Linked DNA regions of Homo sapiens: region 1 is linked to region 2. Evidence: chromatin loops called from intact Hi-C (ENCODE). Cell type or tissue: OCI-LY7. All regions are shown on one strand.

Region 1 (2,500 bases), 160 kb before region 2:
CGAATTTTTCATAATGATAATACCCCATATTGAGGGTGTGGGAAAACAGGAACTCTCTTAACTACTGATTGAAAACATAAACGGTTTATGCCCTCTGACCTAACAGTTTTTACTCAAAAGGATTTACTTTAAAGAAATAATCAAAATACATATTAAAATGTTTGCAGAAGTTTATTATAGTAATAAATTGGTAGTTCATAGTTATGGAGAGTGGGAAACTGAAATATATTATGATACCTTTATTATGGGCTGGTGATGTATACAACCATTTTTTTAAAAAATTATAATTCAGGGCTGGGTGTGTTGGCTCATGTCTGTAATCCCAACACTTTGGGAGGCCGAGGTAGGGGGATCACCTGAGGTCAGGAGTTCGAGACCAGCCTGGCCAACATGGTGAAACCCCATCTCTACCAAAAATACAAAAACTAGCTGGGCATGGTGGCGGGCGCCTGTAATCCCAGCTACTTGGGAGACTGAGGCAGGAGAATCACTTGAACCCAGGAGGTGGAGGTTGCAGTGAGCTGAGATTGCGCCACTGCACTCCAGCCTGGGCGACGAGCGAAACTCCATCTCAAAAGAAAAAAAAAAGTTATAATTTAGAAGAATAGTGACATGGAAAATACTCTTGTGTTATTAGGTAAAAACTGTAGAAAAATACAGTGAAAATATATACTGTGATATTAACAGTGAGTTTGTCTAAAAATTTTTTTATTTGTGTTTTACAAATGATCTACAGTACACATATACTTCTAAAGAATAAAAATGTTACTTAGTTTCTGTAGTAAGTATATCCTTTTTTATAAAAAGTTCTTTGGGTTAGGATAGAGCACATATTTCTTTTTTTCATGTATTTATACCTTGCCTCATTTGGCAAAAATTTGAGAGGGGAAGACACTTAAGTATACTAGATGAACACTGAAATTAATAAAAGTGTAATTTTTAAATAGAAAATAGAAATCAAACATACTATGTTATTATTGTCTCCAATCTGCTAGTATTTATTGTCATAAGAAAAGTAGGCTGAGAATTTAACTTTTATCCCCAGCAGAGGTCCCTCCTCCTCCTCAACCTCTTTAAATAACTAAGAGTATTGACAGTTACAAAAGACCAGTCTGGCCAACATCGTGAAACCTCATCTCTACTAAAAATACAAAAATTAGCTAGGCATGGTGGTGGGCGCCTGTAATGACAGCTACTCAGGAGGCTGAGGCAGGAGAATTGCTTGAACCCGTCAGATGTGGTCTCAAAAAAAAAAAAAAAAAAAGACCATTTAGACTGTCAATGCTCTTAGTTGTTTAAAGAGGTTGGGGAGGAGGAGGGACCTCTGCTGGGGATAAAAGTTAAATTCTTAGTCTGATTAAGAGAGCATTGACAGTTATAAAAGACCATTTAGGGCTGGGTGTGGTGGCTCACACCTGTAATCCCAGCACTTTGGGAGGCCAAGGTGGGCGGATCACCTGAGGTCAGGAGTTCTAGACCAGCCTGGCCAACATGGCAAAAACCTGTCTCTACTAAAAACACAAAAAAATTAGCTGGGCATGGTGGCAGGCGCCTGTAATCCCAGCTACTTGGGAGGCTGAGGTGGGAGAATTGCTTGAACCCAGGAGGCAGAGGCTGCAGTGAGCCGAGATCGTGCCATTGCACTCCAGCCTGGGCAACAAGAGCAAAACTCCGTCCCCCCACCAAAAAAAAGACCATTTAGGCAGGCAGACAGGAAGATTCTATGCAGATCAAGTTCATGATAGAATTTATTGTACTTAAGTATAAAATGAAGCTAACTGTAGTATGTGCCTCCTAGAGTTTTTGTGAATGAGAATCATTCAGCATTGGATGCCAGGCATTATAGTTGCTGATAGTGTAGTGCTGAACGAGGTGGATGGTTTCCACCTTTCTTCCACCAGAAATAAATATATTTAAAGTGCCATAGAAGAGATAGGCAGGATGATGGGCTAGAAAGTAGCCAGGATGGGCTATTTCATTCGATAAGATGGCCTAGGACTCCAGCTTTTCTGAGGTAATGACTGAGCCTAGGCATGAAAGATGAAAATGAGCAAGCCACGTGAAGGTCTGGGAGAAAGAGCAATTTGGGAAGAGTAAAGAGGAACTGTAAAGATCAGACTAGTATGTATATATGTATGTATTTTTGAGAAAGGGTCTTGCTCTGTCACCCAGGCTAGAGTGCACTGACAGGATCACAGCTCACCGCAGCCTTGACTTCCTGGGCTCCAGTGATCCTCCCACTTCAGCCTTCTGAGTAGCTGGGACCACAGGCTAGCGCCACCATGCCCAGCTAATTTTTATATTTTTGTTAGAGACTGGGTTTCACCATGTTATCCAGGCTGGTCTCAAACTCCTGAGCTCAAGCATTCCACCCATCTCGGCCTCCCAAAGTGCTGGGATTTTAGGTGTGAGCCACTGCGCCTGGCCCAGACAAATAGTTTTAAGGAGCAGAAAGAAACCTGTTGTGTCTAGGGTATGGTGGGGTGGTATGAAAATAAAT
Region 2 (2,500 bases):
CTCCAGGCTGGCGCTGTCGCTACCCGTGCCGCCGGTGCCGGCGGCCGCCGCCGCGCCTGGGCCATACCTGACGACAGCGGCGAACGAAGACGACGAGGAGGCGGCGGGGGACGCGGGCGGCGGCTGCGCCGGAGTCCTCAAGTGGCCCTGGGATGTGGCGGGCGTGCAGGACGGCGACGACGACGAAGCGGCGGCGGCGGCCCGGCCGGGCCCGGGGGGGTAGGAGCTCTGCGCCTGGAACTGCTGCGGCGGCGGCTCGCTGCTGCTGATGGAGACGGCGGCGTGCGGCGCGAAGGGCGGCGGGGGCGGCGGGGGCGCCCGCACGTGCGGCAGCTCCACCAGGGTGGGTCGCTCGTAGCGCTTGGCCAGCGCCGGTCTCTTGCTGGGGAACGTCTTGAGGACGCTGTAGGGGCTGCGCTGCTTGTAGATTTTGGGGACGCTGGGCCCCTCCTCTGCCGGCTGCATCTCTTCCTCCATCCGGCGCCTCGGGGCCGGTCCCTCGGAGCACGTCCCCTCCCCGCCGGGCGCCGGGCTCCGAGGGTGCCTCCGCCGCCTGCCCGCCGGGTCTGCCCTGGTGCGCGCGTGTGGGAGGGTGTGTGTCTGTGCCGTGGCCGCCGCCGCCGCCGCCTGTCGCTGAGGCTGGCATCGCCGAGCCCCCGCGCGGGGGGCTGCCGCCCGAGCTCCTGATTGACAGGCTGCCTCGCCAATGCCTGGAGGGAGAAAGGAGGTAAAGAGCAAGTGTTTAGGGTAATATCTGCTAATGATAATGGGGGCGGGGCGGGGCCTGGCGCCGCAGCCGCCCGCGGGGTCTGCCTGGCGGCTCCGCGCCTCCGACGGGGAGCGGGGGAAGGGGGAAAGCGAGGACCTGGAGGACGCCCGGGAACTGGTGAAGAAGGTGGGGATCCGGGATCTGGCTACGGCGAGACTTTAGAGACCCAGATGTGGACTCGAGGCTTCTGCGGCTGCGGGCGGGGTCCGGCTTCCGAAACGAGCTCGTGGCGCCCCCTGCATGACCCCAAACTCTCGGGGTTGCACAGAGGAGGGGCTAGTCGTTGGGGCGGGGTCGTCAGAGTACGTGTGTATTACAGCAAGTTCTTCTACCAATCGGGAATTGCTCTCCGATCCTTCTGAAAAGAACCTCTTGAAGATCTTGGCCCGGGTGGTCGCGCGGTGTTTACGGGGCTTTGGGGTCCTGCTTTCCCCGAGCATCGCGGCCTCTGAGCTCATGCGGAACATAAAAGCTCGCAAGGCGTAGAACTTTTTCACGTTTTCATTTGTTTCCCGTAGGGGCCCCGAGAACGTGCATGACACCATGATTTCCCCCCCATTATAAAGATGAGAAAACCGAGGCTCTGAGAGGTTGAAGGGAATTGCCCAAAGTCAGACACTCGGGAGTGTGCGGCTGTGTTGCACTGACGCATCCAGGTTATTTGAAGTCAACTCCTCACTTCCCATAGCCAGTAGCCTCTGTGCAATTGAGTGGGGAAATGTCCTGATACCTCCCTTTGAGGTGATGATTACTTTCAACAGTGTCATTTTTAATATATGTATATGTACTTGCAAGCCCAGGGAAACACGAGAACTCACTCCTTGCATTGTTTTACTCACTGCAACTGGCGCCATCCGGCGAGGGTCTGGAGGGTGCCCAATTTCAGTAGCCGTTTGAATGAGAGATCTCAGTCGTTGGGAGGAAGATCCTCCATGGGATGCAGATGTCCTGGTCTCTCCCAGCCACTTTTTGGGGCAGAGGGTCCATTGCTCCCTATCCCAAATCACCCCTCTTCTAGGCCAACCAGCATACCCTGCCCCAGGTTTGCTTTTCAGCCTTCCTTTTTCGTTCTCCAGGTCAGAGTTCTGGATGCTCCTTGATGTAGGACCCTCATCTCTGCACTCTGAAGTTTGTTTCCTTTTCAGAGCCTTCCTTTTATTCTTAGGAAGGTGACCCATTTTCTTCTGGGGGTTCACATCTTTTGGCCTCTCTTTCCCTGGTCTCCTTCCCTTTGGAAGCTTTTTCTCTCTGCCTTGCTGGTTCAGCTTCTGTATTATTCCCCCCTAGATTGTCTCCCTCTCTCCTGCAGCTTCCTCAGATGGTGCTGTGTCCCCCCCCCAATCCATTTATTAGAGATGAAATAAATAATGCCATAAATATAAGTATTTGGGAGTCCAGGAACTGTCAGGGCTGATTAGGGCATAGAGGACATTTTCTTTCTCATTATGCAAAAGCATTTCATGGGGAAATAAAAGAGGTTTCATTGTAACTCATGCATGTCATATTTCAAGGAATTCAAGATATTAATCATATTTAACATTATTTGCAATGTTTCTCCCTGGCTTCTGAAAACTGCTAAATGAGGACACGTGGATCACTAGGAAAAGGAGACAAGCATGAGAGGGACAGTTAAGAAATAATGAAATGCTGGTGAAAGAGAAAGAGAATGAGATGCCAGGGAGATGTTTCTTAGGCACGTAAGTGAGAAATGGGGGAGCTACTTCTGAGACG

What was found. Hi-C counts contacts between places; a loop is a spot of excess contacts. Peaks named below come from ENCODE experiments on the same cell type or tissue, not always from the same donor. Only the 100,000 strongest peaks of a DNase experiment are listed, where the experiment ranks them.
Region 1: a loop joins it to region 2, with 3 times the contacts of the local background. A loop is called at or near these places in 2 of 110 quality-filtered maps.

Annotation. Positions count from the first base shown.
Region 1 is chr4:41,993,583-41,996,082 of GRCh38, forward strand. The region is part of intron 1 of SLC30A9 (solute carrier family 30 member 9); the gene reads left to right. Among named protein-coding and RNA genes, the nearest start is that of SLC30A9, 4.3 kb to the left of the region's middle. In OCI-LY7, CTCF peaks have their summits at 1,015 (motif pointing right) and 1,260; no DNase peak of the experiment used is centred here.
Region 2 is chr4:42,151,667-42,154,166 of GRCh38, forward strand. It overlaps BEND4 (BEN domain containing 4), which reads right to left and starts at 989. Exons shown (of 6, transcript NM_207406.4): 1 at 866-989; 2 at 1-710. The coding sequence starts at 477. RefSeq lists an enhancer at 1-306 and silencers at 72-161, 362-681. In OCI-LY7, a CTCF peak has its summit at 981; DNase peaks (open chromatin) are centred at 675 and 1,065; H3K4me3 peaks cover 2,500 bases; H3K27ac peaks cover 1,423 bases.